Regions from separate parts of the Homo sapiens genome. Here region 2 is linked to region 1. The links are chromatin loops, found by intact Hi-C in ENCODE. Cell type or tissue: Calu3. All regions are shown on one strand. Region 1 overlaps ACYP2 (acylphosphatase 2). Region 2 overlaps SPTBN1 (spectrin beta, non-erythrocytic 1).

Region 1 (8,000 bases):
GGGGCCTGGCAGAAAGTCATGCTTACAATGCCAGGAGTTTTCTCTGGTTTAATTCTGCTACTACTATAAGTAGTAGGGATTATTATCATTATGTTCTTGTTATATTTTCAGCCTGTCATGGTGTTCAGCAAGGTTAAGAAACTTATACAAGGTGATAAAGCTGGACTTCAGTTCTAGTTTTCTCTCACTCCATTCAAACACACTACCTTCCATAACACATAAAATGAGGTTTGTATTATCCCTGACCATCCAGTCTAAAGTGTCCTGCCCCACTTACTGTCTTTCATCATCCTGTTTATTTCCTTCTAGGACTTGTCACAATTCACAATAATCTTGTTTATTTGTTAGTTATCCGACTCCCTTGAGAAATGTTAATGGTATGAGAGTGGGTAATTTTTCTAGATGTTCACAGCCATATCCTAGTGTTTTGAACATAGTAGTTTCTTGATAAATATGTTTTGAATACAATGAATGAACACACTGAAGTGCTTTTTGTAATACTAAAACAAGGTTAACCTAAGTAAAGAGATCTGCTATGGTCTGAATGTTTATGTCCCTCTAAAATTCCTATCTTGAAATCCAATGCCCAATGTGAGAGTATCTGGAGGTGGGTCCTTTAAAAGGTGATTAGGTTGTGAGGGCTGAGCCTTCATGAATGGGATGAATGTCTGTGATATTAACAAATATATATTTGGGCTGGGCGCAGTGGTTCACGCCTGAAATCTCAGAATTTTCGGAGGCTGAGGCAGGCGACTGCTTGAGCTCAGGAGTTCGAGACAGACCTGGGCAACATGGCAAAATCCCATCTCTACAAAAAAATACAAAAATTAGCCTGGCATGGTGGTGTGTGCCTGTGGTCCCAGCTACTCAGGAGGCTGAGGTGGGAGGATTGTTTGAGCCCAGGAGGTTGAAACTGCAGTGAGCCATGATCATGCCACCACACTTTAGCCTGGGCGACACAGCAAGACTCTGTCTCAAAAAGAAAGAAAACCAACAAATATATATTTGGTCTTTGATCACAGATTTCTGGCATAGAACTCCTAAAATCCTCAGAATCTCCGAAGTGATGTCTTTTCATATGCTAATGATTGACTGATGCCTGGCAACCCCCAGGTGGTAGCTTCAGGATGGAGGCTGGTCACTGGAAAGACCAAGGCATGATAACAGGTTTAAGATATTCAGCCCCACCCGCTAACCTCCAGGGAAAGGAGGGGGGCTAAAGGTTAAGCTGATCTCCAATGGCCAATGATTAATCAATCATGGCTACTGAATGAAGCCTCCATTAAAAAAAATTAAAAATAAAAATAGAAATAAATAAACAGGGTTTGGAGAACTTCCAGATAGCTAAGCACCTGGAGACTTCTGGAGGGTGGTACGCCCAGGACAGCATGGAAGCTGCATGCACTATGCATCTCTAAATCTGCATCCTTGGTAATATCCTTTATAATAAACTGGTAAATGTAAGTTTCCAAGTTCTATGAGCTACCCTAGAAAATTAATTGAATTCAAGGAGGGGTCATGGGAACCCCCACTTGAAGCCAGTCAGTTGGTCAGAAGTTCCAGAGGCCGAGACTTGCTACTGATTTCTAGGGCTTAAGAGGGAACCTTGGGGACTGAGCCCCCAATCTGTGGGATCTTGTCAGAGGCATTTCAACTAGAAAAATTCCATCTTGAATAGGAGCTGGGTAAAATAAGCCTCAAAACTACTGGGCTGCATTCCCCGACAGTTAAGACATTCTAAGTCACAGGATGAGACAGGAGGTCAGCACAAGATACAGGTCATAAAGACCTTGCTGATAAAACAGGCTGCAGTCAAGAAGCCAGCCAAAACCCACCAAAACCAAGATGGTGATGAGAGTGACCTCTGGTCATCCTCATTGCTGCACTCCCACCAGCACCATGACAGTTTACAAATGCCATGGCAACATCAGGAAGTTACCCTATATGGTCTAAAAAAGGGAGGCATGAATAATCCACCCCTTGTTTAGCATATAATCAAGAAATAACCATAAAAAGTGGGCAACCAGCAGCCCTTGGGGCTGCTCTATCTCTGAAGTAGCCATTCTTTCATTCCTTTACTTTCCTAATAAGCTTGCTTTCACTTTACTCCGCCGACTTGCCCTGAATTATTTCCAAGAACCCTCTCTTAGGGTCTGGATCAGGACCCCTTTCCGGTAACGATCTGATGCTATCTCCAAGTAGATAGTGTCAGAACTGAATTGGAGGATATCCAGTTGGTATCTGCTACAAAACTAATTGCTTGCTTGGTGGTGGGGAGATGCTCCTCCCCCACCCACCCACCCACCCCTCACACCACCTACATTTGGTCACAGGTCTGCACTGATTGTGGTTGAGTGAGATAAATTTAGAAAGCACTTTGAGTTTTTTCTCAAAAAACTTCATTTAATAAGCGCATTAAGGCATTCCCTTAATGTGCTTATTAAATAGACCCTAGAGAGCTCCCTCACCCTTTGCACCATGTGAGGACACAGCAAGAAGACAGCTGTCTATGAACCAAGAAGGAAGCCCCAACCAGACACTGAATCTGCTGGCACCTTGATCTTGGATATCCCAGCCTCCAGATCCATGAGAAGTAAATTTTTGTTGTTTACAAGTCACCCAGTCTATGGTATTTTGTTATAGTAGCGTGAATGGACTAAGACAAGATCTCACAAAGGGTCACTGAATAATGAACAGAACTCGCAGCTCAGAACTGAAAAGTTCATGGTTACTTTGTTCCAATCTTACTCTCTTTCCTTAAAACCCTACTCTTAGTGTTTTCAATTATGGTGCTATTTTTACTCAAGTTACATGGTGATCAAACTGTATTCTCTTACAAATCCTTCCCACTAAATGCTTTGTATTTTTCCTAGAATTACAAGTACACAAGGGATATAAAAGGGCCACCAAGCCTATTATCCAATATCCACACAAAGTCTGGCCCAGAAAACATAAAAGATGTTAAATTCAAGTAAAAGTACTGTTTACACCAGTTTGTTTAGCTGTTTTAATGAAGAGCCCTGAACTGGGGATCTTAATGTGGTGGGATTGGGGCATAGCCTTGCTTTCTTCTGTGGCAGCTACAGAGTATAGCCAGCCCAATCATCTTGAAAATACGTTTCTTTAGTCACTATAAACACTGCACAAAAGAAATCAGGTGGATCAGAACAAATCTCTTAGCACTACTGGATAAACAACTCAAGGTTCACGGTCCAGCCATAATATAACAGTCCTTTAAAAATGTGTTTATTGGAAGTTTTCAATGGCATAATAAATGCTTTGATGTATTGTGATAAAAATCAATATAAAAAGTGTATATATAACAATAGGGAATTAAAGAAATCCTTTTAAGTCTACATGATGAAATTATACATGGCCAATAAAAATCATGTTTTAGAAGAATCATTAAGAAGTAGAAGGCTCAAGACCAGCCTGGCCAACATGATGAAACCATGTCTCTAGCAAAAATATAAAAAATTAGCCGGATGTGATGGCAAGCACCTTTAATCCCAGCTACTCTGGAGGCTAAGGCAGGAGAATTGCTTGAATCTGGGAGGTAGAGTTTGCAGTGAGCCGAGATGGCGCCACTGCACTCTAGCCTGGGTAACAGGGCGAGACTCCATCTCAAAAAAAAAAAAAAAAATAAAGAAAGAAAGAAAAGAAACAGGAGGCCGGACACGGTGGCTCACACCTGTAATCCCAGCACTCTGGGAGGCCGAGTGGGGGCGAATCATCTGAGGTCAGGAGTTCGAGACCAGCCTGGCCAACATGGTAAAACCCTGTCTCTACTAAAAATACAAAAAATTATCTGGGCATGGTGGTGCGTGCCTGTAGTCCCAGCTACTTGGGAGGCTGAGACACAAACATCACTTGAACCTGGGAGGCACAGGTTGCAGTGAGCCGAGATCGTGCCACTACACTCCAGCCTGGGTGACAGAGTGAGACTCCGTTTCCAGAAAAAAAAAAAAAAAATAGTAGGTATCAGTCCTGGTCCTGCCAGGAAATAGATGGCATACTCAAACGGAGTGATTGAGAAGACTGACTAATTGCAAGGTGTGGGCAAGGATAAGAAACCAGGGAGCTGATGAAGCACCCCAGGGCTGGCAGCACTAGGGAGCTATTTCCATTCCTAGGCATGAAAGGGCCAGAGGAAGTAACTACCAGCAAAACACTAACACCTGTAGCTCTAGGAGAAGACCTCACACCATGAGCTGTGGATTTAGTAGAAGAATGATGCCTCTTCCAACACACAGCCTGGTGACGAGGGATATCCCAGTCTCTGTCCTCCCACCATCTGATCTCCTATCAGTGCCTTCCACTGGCAGCATTCAACTGGAAGGTAGAGGGCAAAGGAGCTCATTAATGTATCCCATCGTGGTCAGCCTCCCAGAACAGAGGTGGATGGAGGGCAGGAGAATGTGTCTGGAAAGGCAAATGGAGACTACCCAGCAAAATATTTAGTGAAAAACAAAGTATTATAATCCCAAATCTCTAAATCTGTATATGTCATAGGTCAGGTTCCCTAGCACAAAGATTCTGAGATTTGCATGCGGGTTTGTTGTGAAGTGCCCTTGGGAAGAGTGCCTGTGAAAGGAGAGGGAAGCTGGATTGACAGAGGGAGAGGTGAACTGTAATGCAGTTGCAACAGAGACCTTGGCCACTTCTACATCGAGCTCTAGAGCTAGGATGGCCCTTCAGAGTTGTCCAAACTGAATAAAGCAAGAAGACTAGACTTTGGTACCCTCTCAACAACAGATTCTTGGATGCAGGCTGCCCCCCTGAGGCCAAGGTCAATTCCTGGATAGAACCATTAGCAGCTAACACTCCAGGCACTGAGCAACTAAGCATGTCATCGTGAAGGTAGAGGTGGGGATGAGGCTGAGGGAAGCATGCTACAACATCCACTAAGATGTCAGTTAACACATGACTGACTCTGGGTGATAGAATTACACATAAGATTTTTCCTGCCTTAACAAAACTAATTTTCTGTTGTTCCAAGTGTTCTAAAACAAGTATTATATTAGAATACAGAGCAATTCAGGTGTTACAACAGACTTAAATAGTGTATTCCTCTGTCCTACAAAAGTTCAGACAGCAGTCCACAGCTGGTATGACAGCTCAACAACCATCAGAGACACTTGGTCGTTCTATTTGGTTGCTCTGCCACCTTCAATGTATGGCTTCCATCTCACAGTTCAAGATGGCTGCTCCAATTCCTGTCTTCACATTCTGGCAAGAAAGGGGAAAGAAAATAGTGGAGGGCACACCCTTTCCCTTTAAGGGCATAACCGAGACAATGCATGCATTATTTTCATTCACATCTCATTGGTGGCCATACAAGCTTCAAACAGGCTAAGAAATACGGTCCTTATGCTAGGGGGATGTCTTAGTCAGTTTGGGCTACTAAACAAAATACCTTAGACTGGGTACTTTATATAAACAACAGAAACATATTGCTCACAATTCTGGGTGCCAGGAATTCCAAGATTGAGGCACCAATAGATTCAGTGCCTGATAAGGGCCTGTTCCTCATGGATGGTGCCTTCAATGTATCCTCACATGGTAAAGGGGGTGTGAGAGCTCTCCAAGGCCTATTATAAGGGTGCTAACCCCATTTGTGAGAGCTCTGCCCTTATGATCTGATCATCTACCAAAAGGCCCCACTCCCTAATACCATCACACTGGGGAACGGATTTCAACATATGATTTTGGAGGGATACAAACATTCAGACCATAGTAGGGACCATGTGTACAGCGCAAGTTCAGGGTTTCTATTACTAAAGAAAAAAGGGGACAGATGCATGCTGGGAAATAACTGGCAGTTTCTACCACAGTATGTATTAGTTTGATAATCAGTAAATTTACAGTAAAAAAGCAAAAACAGGCCAGGCACGGTGGCTCATGCCTGTAATCCCAGCACTTTGGGAGATCACAATTAAAAGAACTAGAGAAGCAAGAGCTAACAAATTCAAAAACTAGGAGAAGGCAAGAAATAACTAAGATCAGAGCAGAACTGAAGGAGATAGAGATACAAAAAATGCTTCAAAAAAATCAATGAATCCAGGAGCTTGTTTTTTGAAAAGATCAACAAAATTGATAGACCGCTAGCAAGACTAATAAAGAAGGAAAGAGAGAAGAATCAAATAGACGCAATAACAAATGATAAAGGGGATATCACCACCGATCCCACAGAAATACAAACTACCATCAGAGAATACTAAAAACACCTCTATGCAAATAAACTAGAAAATATAGAAGAAATGGATAAATTCCTCGACACATACACCCTCCCAAGACTAAACCAGGAAGATGTTGAATCTCTGAAAAGACCAGTAACAGGCTCTGAAATTGAAGCAATAATTCATAGCCTACCAACCAAAAAAAACTCCAGGACCAGACGGATTCACAGCCAAATTCTACCAGAGGTACAAAGAAGAGCTGGTACCATTCCTTCTGAAACTATTCTAATCAATAGAAAAAGAGGGAATCCTCCCTAACTCATTTCATGAGGCCAGCATCATCCTGATACCAAAGCCTGGCAGAGACACAACAAAAAAAGAGAATTTTAGACCAATATCCTTGATGAACACCGATGTGAAAATCCTCAATAAAATACTGGCAAAGAGAATCCAGCAGCACATCAAAAATCTTATCCACCACGATCAAGTAGGCTTCATCCCTGGGATGCAAGGCTGGCTGGTTCAACATACACAAATCAATAAATGTAATCCATCACATAAACAGAACCAAAGACAAAAACCACATGATTATCTCAATAGATGCAGAAAAGGCCTTTGACAAAATTCAACAGCCCTTCATGCTAAAAACTCTCAATAAACTAGGTATTGATGGAAAATATCTCAAAATAATAAGAGCTATTTGTAACAAACCCACAGCCAATATCATACTGAATGGGCAAAAACTGGAAGCATTCCCTTTGAAAACCAGCACAAGACAAGGATGCCCTCTCTCACCACTCCTATTCAACATAGGGTCGGAAGTTCTGGCCAGGGCAATCAGGCAAGAAAAAGAAATAAAGGGTATCCAATTAGGAAAAGAGGAAGTCAAATTGTCCCTATTTGCAGATGACATGATTATATATTTAGAAAACCCCATCGTCTCAGCCCAAAATCTCCTTAAGCTGATAAGCAACTTCAGCAAAGTCTCAGGATACAAAATCAATGTGCAAAAATCACAAGCATTCCTCTACACCAATAACAAACAGTCAAATCATGAGTGAACTCCCATTCACAATTGCTTCAAAGAGAATAAAATACCTAGGAATCCAACTTACAAGGGATGTGAAGGACCTCTTCAAGGAGAACTACAAATCACTGCTCAACAAAATAAAAGAGGACACAAACAAATGGAAGAACATTCCATGCTCATGGATAGGAAGAATCAATATTGTGAAAATAGCCATACTGCCCAAGGTAATTTATAGATTCAATGCCATCTCCATCAAGCTACCAATGACTTTCTTCACAGCATTGGAAAAAACTACTTTAAAGTTCATATGGAACCAAAAAAGAGTCCGCATTGCCAAGACAATCCTAAGCCAAAAGAACAAAGCTGGAGGCATCACACTACCTGACTTCAAACTACACTACAAGGCTGCAGTAACCAAAACAGCATGGTACTGGTACCAAAACAGAGATATATACCAATGGAACAGAACAGAGGCCTCAGAAATAACACCTACAACCATCTGATCTTTGACAAACCTGACAGAAACAAGCAATGGGGAAAGGATTCTCTATTTAATAAATGGTGCTGGAAAAACTGGCTAGCCATATGTAGAAAGCTGAAACTGGATCCCTTCCTTACACCTTATACAAAAATTAATTCAAGATGGACTAAAGACTTAAATGTTAGACCTAAAACCATAAAACCCTAGAAAAAAACCTAGACAATACCATTCAGGACATAGGCATGGGCAAGGACTTCATGACTAAAACACCAAAAGCAATGGCAACAAAAGCCGAAATAGACAAATGGGA
Region 2 (8,000 bases), 340 kb before region 1:
AGAAGAATCATGTTCTTGTCTCAGTTCCAAACCTATCACCTGGAACAGCTCTTTGCTCTTCCTGCAAATCCTAGCTCAGGTATCACTACATCCAGGAACCTCCTCAAATCACTCACCACCACCACCACCTGGTCTGAATTAGACAACCTTAGACAGTGCCCACATGCACTCCCTCCGACACCTTATGCACCGCTGACCTATCATTAAAAGACTGCTTCATAATTACAAACCTTCTATTTACTTACCATCAATAAGCCATGGCCTCTTGAGGTCATGATCCCATCATTCTGTCTTTATAACTCCTAGCAGGGTGCCTGGTAACATTAAGTGCTTGCTAATTATTTGTTTCTAAATGGGCTGCCTGGACAGGTGGCAGAGGGAGGACTGGGAGGTGAGAGCACAGGGGCAAAGTCAATTGGAGCTGCCACTCTGGTACTATCTCCATCAGTCACAACGCCTGAAACATATACTCCTCTGATTTAGATAGATCTGGTAGACACTCTGCTTTCAAGGAAGTCACATTTTTTAAAATAGGCTGCTAATGAAAGAGTGAATATTTTATAAGGTGCCTCTCCATACACATAATAAAATTTAGATTTCCCTTTTAAATTTAGTTTTTACCCTTGTAAAAAAATTATTTTTTGTCTGAACTACTCAGATTTCAGAGAGTAAAGCAACAAATAGAGAATACATGGAATTTTCATTGGCACTACACATATGCACACACCCATATACACACACTTCCTTAATACCCAATCTTAAAAGGCTCAAATAAATTAAATAAAATGAAGAAGGTGACCAATGTTTGCCAGTCCTTTTCGAGGAAGAAAACTATGTAACAATTACTTTGGCAGAATTCAGAGACCCAAATGTTCTGCAAACACTTAAAACACTCCCACTTTATTCATAAAAGACTTGAAAAAGTGTACACTGGATGCTGGTATGCTATCTTTAAAAAGGCCTTCTAAGGACTCTGAAGGCACCAAACTGCAAATCGTGTGTCTGAGAATTTTGCTTCAACTATCTCAACTGTTCAGTTGCCAAAAAGGAGTATCTACAAGAAACCACTGTTTCTTTTTTTTTTTTTTTAATTATACTTTAGGTTCTAGTGGACATGTGCACAATGTGCAGGTTTGTTACATATGTATACGTGTGCCGTGTTGGTTTGCTGCACCCATTACCTCGTCATTTACTTTAGGCATTTCTCCTAATGCTATCCCTCCCCCATCTCCCCACCCCATGACAGGCCCCGGTGTGTGATGTTCCCCGCCCTGTGTCCAAGTGTTCTCACTGTTCAATTCCCACCTATGAGTGAGAACATGCAAGAAACCACTGTTTCTTAATAACCTGTCTGACCTATTATTACTCAGGTACATGGGGCTAGTGCCAAAAAAGGACCGAGATTGCATCCCAAACATTCAGAGTTCTCTGCTCATAAATATAAAGACACACATGAAAAGTCACGGCATGATAATTAACAACACAAGAAAAGTCACAAGCATATAATGTCTATTATTAAAGTAGCCTTCACTTTTAAAACAATCCAGTGTACTGCAGCTTTACAGAAACATATCCACTGTTTAAAAAAAAAAAAAAACAATACCAGGCACAGTGGCTCATGCCTGTAATCCCAGCACTTTGGGAGGCTGAGGCGGGCGGATCATGAGGTCAGGAGCTCGAGACCAGCCTGGCTAACATGGTGAAACCCTGTCTCTACTAAAAATACAAAAATTAGCTGGGCGAGGTGGCGGGCGCCTATAATCCCAGCTACTCAGGAGGCTGAGACAGCAGAATTGCTTGAACCCGGGTGATGGAGGTTGCAGTGAGCTGAGATAGCGCTACTACACTCCAGCCTGGGTGGCAGAGCGAGACTCTGTCTCAAAAGAAAAAAAAAAAAAAGGCACCATAGAGCTGTATACAGTTCAGCCAAAATTCACAAAATCAGATCATCCTGACAGGGAAAGGTTCTCTGAGACCTATTAATAATTATTAAATTACTAAACTCTTGTTAATAAAGTATTTTGGACTTCAAATAATCTATAGCTGTACTAACTTTTATTTATCAATGACAGAGTATAGTAATATTTCCCACTATGATTATCAGATTTTCTTTCTCATTCCCTGAGTATGTTACAAGATCATAATTATTTTATCTTCCAGATGAGCTGTTAATATTATGAAATATTGTTGTATCTCTATTAACATATGAACTCTATTTTGATTGACAGTAATATTTGCCTGGTATGTATTTTTCTATCCCCTTATTTCAAACCTTCTGTAAACTAAAAATAAAATTCTAAGGCCCCCAACCATCTGAATGGGCCCTCTTGGCCAAGGGCATCCCGGAGTTGCCTGAAAATCTCTTTCAGGCCATGATGGAAAAGGGGAGGATGGACATGCCTCACTATCCATCCCCCTCCAGCATTAACATCAACTCAGACCTTAAGTGGGATAAGAAATACTCAAACTCTATTCTCTCTGAAGCCTGCTACTTGGAGGCCTCATCTGCATGATAAAACCTAGGTCTCCACAACCCCTTACCATAAGCCAGACATTCCTTTCTACTGATAATGACTCTTTCGACCAATTGCCATCAGAAAAAATTTAAATCTACCTATGACCTGGAAGGCTGCCCCTATCCTGCCCTTCCAGGTCAAACCAATGTAAATCTTACATGTACTGATTGATGTACTGTGTCTCCCTAAAATGTATAAAAGCAAGCTGTACCCTGACCACCTTGGGCACATGTTATCAGGACCTCCTGAGGCTATGTCACTGGTGTGTCCCTAACCTTGACAAAATAAACTTTCTAAATTGACTGAGACTTGTCTCAGACATTTTGAGTTCACACTTCTAGAGTCACTTTGTCTTAGGTATGCCTCTCTTTGTTTCAATCTAACCCAAGAGCCTCTGTCACTTAGTCGGCAAGCATAATCCATTTGCATTTATTGGGATTACTACCATATTTGACGTTTCAGTCAATTTATTTTGTATTTTCAATCATAATTAACAAAAATATGGAAACTGGGGCCCCAAGAGTTAAACAACTCAATCAAGTCACACAGCTATGATGCTTTTATCATAATATCTTCATCACTATTGAATCTTGTACCATAAGAACACAACCTAATCTTTAAAATGCAGAGGTGATGACTCTAAACCCTAACACAGCTAAAAATTACATTTTGGGAGGATGGCTTACTCTTTCTGGGGTGCGGTGCTTTATTTGCTTTCTCATTCCATCCTCCTCAGCAACCTTTTGAAGTAGATACTATTATTAGCCCTATTTTACAGGTGAATAAACTAAAGTTTTGCTGGTGGTGGCACAGGAAAAAAATGAAGAAACCAAGAGGACTTGAACCAAGTGGGTATGACTCCAAAGCCCATGCTTTAAATGAACAAATTGGCCTACCCTCTAAGGCAAGAACCCTTTAATAGTGGTCTATGTCAGAAAAATATCAAAAAGACTCAAGGCTCTTAAATAAATAAGGAAATGAATGACCTGCATCAAAGTCTAATTACGCCTAGGCCAGTTACCCACCCAGCCAGGTCTCCTTGTACATACACAATGGGGGTGATATTGCCCCCACAAGGAATGAAAATTCATTTTGGGGATGAGGCAAAAAATTGTATTCTTTTTCATATTAGCATAGATATATAATGTATCTATGGCATGAAAATTTCATGGGTGGGCAATTAGGAGGAAAAAAAGGGTCACACTGGGCGAGGGGGCTCACATCTGTAATCCCAGTGCTTTGGGAGGCCCAGGCAGGAGGATCATTTGAGGCCATGAGTTCGAGACCAGCCTGGGCAACAAAGTGAGCCCGTCTCTACAAAAAAATTAAAAATTAGTCAAGTGTGGTGACACATGCCTGTAGTCCCAGCCATTCATCTTCAAATGGGAGGATCACTTGAGCCTGGGAGGCCAAGGCTGCAGTAAGCTGTGATCATGCCAAAGCACTACAGCCTGGGGGACAGAGCAAGACCCTGTCACAAAAATAAATAAATAAATAAATAATCTAAAAAATTCCTGATAAGGGATGGGAATAATGAAAAAAATGATGAAAAACACTATCCAAGCTAAAGAAAAAAATGCTCATCTCCTTTAATGAAGATGTAACCACCCAACAGTTTCACCTCACCCACTGTCTAGACAGAGCCTATTTATCAAGACAGGGGAATTGCAATAAAGTTATTCACACAGAGCTGGCTGTGCAGCAGACCAGAGTTTTGCTATTACTTAAAACAGTCTCCCCAAGAATTTGGGGACTGGAGTTTTTAAGGATAATTTGCTGGGTAGGGGTCCACTGAGTTGGCAGTTCTGATTGGTAGGGGTGGAGATGAATACAGAGTTGAAGCTGTCCTCTTGCATTGAGTCAGTCCTGGGTGGGGGCCACAAGACCAGATAAGCCAGTTTATCCATCTGGGTGGTGCCAAATGATCCATCGAGGACAGGGTCTGCAAAATGTCACAAGCACTCATCTTAGGTTTTGCAATAGTGATGTTATTCCCAGGAACCATTTGGGGAGGTTTAGAATCTTGCAGCCTCCAGCAGCATGACTCCTAAACCATATTTTCTAATGTTGTGGTTAATTTGCTAGTCCTACAAAAGCAATCTAGTCCCCAGGCAAGAAGGGGGTTTTGTTATCATCTTTGTTTTAAACTACAAACTAAGTCCCTCTCAAAGTTAGTTTGGCCTAAGCCCAGGAAAGAGCAAGGACTGCTTGGAGGTTAGAAGCAAGATGGAGTTGGTTAGTACAGATCTCTTCCACTGTCTCAGTTAGAGTTTTGCAACGGCAGTTTCGAACACTTGAAAAAAGCCTCAGAAGACAGAAAGATGAAGAGCACATTTCTCTGTACTAAAGAATTAGAATTTCACATATCATGGGTCCCATTCATTATGTCTCTGATATAAAATCTCAGAGTGGCTACTCCCCACCAGAACTAACGTGTGTACTTTAGGGGAGCAGTGAAGATTTAGCCATCTTCTTCCTACAACATTCAAACGCTAAAATGCCCATTATGAACCTCCATTCTCAATATTCAGAGATAAACCTCTTTCCTGTAAGGATGGAAAACGCCACTGGAAGGTGATTCTAGCTTTACAAACAACACAGTCCAATAGACACATTTTTTTTTCTTAATGGGCAAATTCAACCAGGCTCTATACTCTTTGAAGGAGCAAAATTCACCCTTACTATAATGGAAATTAATTGTTTTTTAAGATTTCACTCGTGGGAAATACACTGTTTATTTTAAAACATTCTGCCAAATAGATCTCATCACCACGGTTTAAGAACTTATTATCATTATTATACAGTATAACCATGAATACACTCTATAACAAAAAACGGTATGAGACAGAAACATGGCACCCCTCTCACCTTCCTCCATTTTACAGAGCAAACTGCACAAGGAACAGTGATATTACAAATGGATTTATTATTTGAGTCCCTGAGAAGAAAATTCTTTATCTGCTGCATAGAAATTTATCCTTCTTTACTACTCGTACATTAAAATTTTAAAGTACTTCTTCTCCGCTTACATATAATACTCTCTAAAATCTAAATATAATTTTGTAAGTCCTAATATTTTGAAAAATCAGCTGAATATTGAAAGTAGATAGATCTAGAGAGAAAAGTTAATTTTTCCAATGTTCAGTTACAAATCTTGAAATCACCTAACTTGAACCAACTAAAATATTTTTTAAGTCCTACCAAATAAATACACAGCTATTCTCATATACATGGCAGTTCAAGGCCATCCTTGTTTCTGTTCCACATACAGAGAAGAGCTATTAAAAAACTGAAATTAACTGATGTCTTCTGGTTGACTAAATTATTTTTAAAAATAGAAACTATTAACTCAATACAGACCTAGCACCATGGTCTTATGGCTAATGTGGGGTTTCTAGCCACCACAAATAACAATTTGGTCTTACATTTACTTCCAAATAGTTTTAAATTACATTAGAGTATAGTTCTAATGGTGCTGCTGCCAAAATACCAGTCCTGAATTTCAGTGAGTTTGGCATTTCACTGCCCTATTTGTTGTGAAATTTCATAAGTTAGTATCATATGTGCCTGAACAACACAGGAGCAATAAAGCACTTTTTATTTGTAATCTGACTTCTCCTAGAGCAACCCAATGCCAAAATCCTCTGCAAATCTATCAAGTGGAAATGCATATCTCAATTACCTGGAAGGGAATGAAATGAAACAAATATGTAAAACTACACTGAAAACCAACACTATACTAAGTGATATGTGAGACACATATACCTCCCCCCACCACCACAAGCTCTGCAAGGGCCAGCATCCTCTTTGTTCTGTTCTAGTGTGGTTTCTTTTTTGTTTGCTTGCTTGTTTTGAGACAGGGATTCACTCCGTTGCCCAGGCTGGAGTGCAGTGGTGCAGTGTTGGCTCACTGCAACCTCTGCCTCCAGGGCCTCAGCCTCCCTGGTAGCTGGAACCACTGGCACACACCACCATGCCTGGCTAATTTTTGTATCTTCTGTAGAGCCAGGGTTTCGCCATGCTGCCTAGGCTGGTCTCCTGGGCTCAAGTGATCTGCCCGCCTCAGCCTCCCAAAGTCTGGGATTACATGCCTAAGCCACCGTGCCCAGCCTATTCTGTTCATCTTTAAACCATTAGTAACCAGCATGGCACCTAAGCCATAGCAGGTGCTCAAAAACAATTGTGAAATGCAACACAGATGGTAGGAGCTGTATTGCAGCAGAGTAATCTAACTCTAAAACATAGTGCTTCTTCCTACCTAAATAGTATGTACTTTGGATCCCAGTAAAATTCTCATTGTTACACAGGAACAACCTTCTCTTTACTCAGATTTATTCAGAGAAGGTTATAAATTTGTAAGTTATAAAATTATAAATTTATTTTCAACTGTCGCAAAACATGAGGGGTCATATTTGGATAGGATTGCAGTAATCACTAATTTCACAATCTCACCAGCATTTGCCTTTTAACATATTTATTTTAAATGTAGACGATTTTAAGATCATTTCTCTTTGTAAAATATCCTAAATAGGTCCTACACTGTCATGGCAACCCAGATTTCCAGAGATTTACACTTTATTAAATTTTCTCAAAGAGCTGTTCAAATAACTACCATCGCTTGCATTAACACTGCAGCAACAAGCCTTTCCCCTTTGTATGCTTGGTAAATGTTTCCCAGACTTACTTAGAAATCCATAACCTTTCAAATAAACAAAATGAGTAAAGATTGGCCTATGATACTTGAAAGGAAGAGAATATCAATCCTAGAAAAAACATTCAAATAATTATCATTTTAACATGATCAAACCTCTATTAGAGGGGTCCCCAACCCCGAGGCCACACAGCAGAAGGTGAGCAGCGGACAAGCAAGCGAAGTACAGCTGTTCCCCATAGTTTGCTTATACCTACCATCTGAGCTCTGCCTCCTGTCAGATTCATGGTGGCATTACAGCCTCATAGGAGCGCAAACCCTACTGTGAACTGCACATGACAGGGATCAGGATTGTGCGCTCCTTATGAGAATCTAACGCCAGACGATCTGTCACTGTCTTCTATCACCCCTGCCGATGGACCATCTAATTGGAGGAAAACAAGATCAGGGCTCCCACTGATTCTATATCATGGTGAGTTGTAGAATTATTATTATTATTATTTTTTGAGATGGAGTCTAGCTCTGTCACCCAGGCTGGAGTGCAGTGGCATGATCTTGGCTCACTGCAACCTCCACCTCTTGGGTTCAAGAGGTTCTCCTGCCTCAGCCTCTGCAATCCCTAGCTGGGATTGCAGACATGCGCCACCACCACACCTGGCTAATTTTTGTATTTTTAGTAGAGACTGGGTTTCACCATGTTGGTCAGGCTGGTCTCGAACTCCTGACCTCAGGTGATTTGCCCACTTTGGCCTCCCTAAATGCTGGGATTACAAGGGTGAGCCACCATGTCCGGCCAGAATTATTTCATTATATATTACAATGTAATAATAATA

What was found. Hi-C counts contacts between places; a loop is a spot of excess contacts. Peaks named below come from ENCODE experiments on the same cell type or tissue, not always from the same donor. Only the 100,000 strongest peaks of a DNase experiment are listed, where the experiment ranks them.
Region 2: a loop joins it to region 1, with 3 times the contacts of the local background. A loop is called at or near these places in 7 of 110 quality-filtered maps.

The regions. Positions count from the first base shown.
Region 1 is chr2:54,173,549-54,181,548 of GRCh38, reverse strand. All of the region lies in intron 3 of ACYP2 (acylphosphatase 2), which reads right to left. Among named protein-coding and RNA genes, the nearest start is that of ACYP2, 62 kb to the right of the region's middle. In Calu3, no CTCF peak of the experiment used is centred here; a DNase peak (open chromatin) is centred at 4,778.
Region 2 is chr2:54,511,544-54,519,543 of GRCh38, reverse strand. The region is part of intron 1 of SPTBN1 (spectrin beta, non-erythrocytic 1); the gene reads right to left. SPTBN1-AS1 (SPTBN1 antisense RNA 1) reads left to right here. Exons shown (of 4, transcript NR_185881.1): 4 at 1-227. It also overlaps the pseudogene C9orf85P1. Among named protein-coding and RNA genes, the nearest start is that of SPTBN1-AS1, 43 kb to the left of the region's middle. In Calu3, no CTCF peak of the experiment used is centred here; no DNase peak of the experiment used is centred here.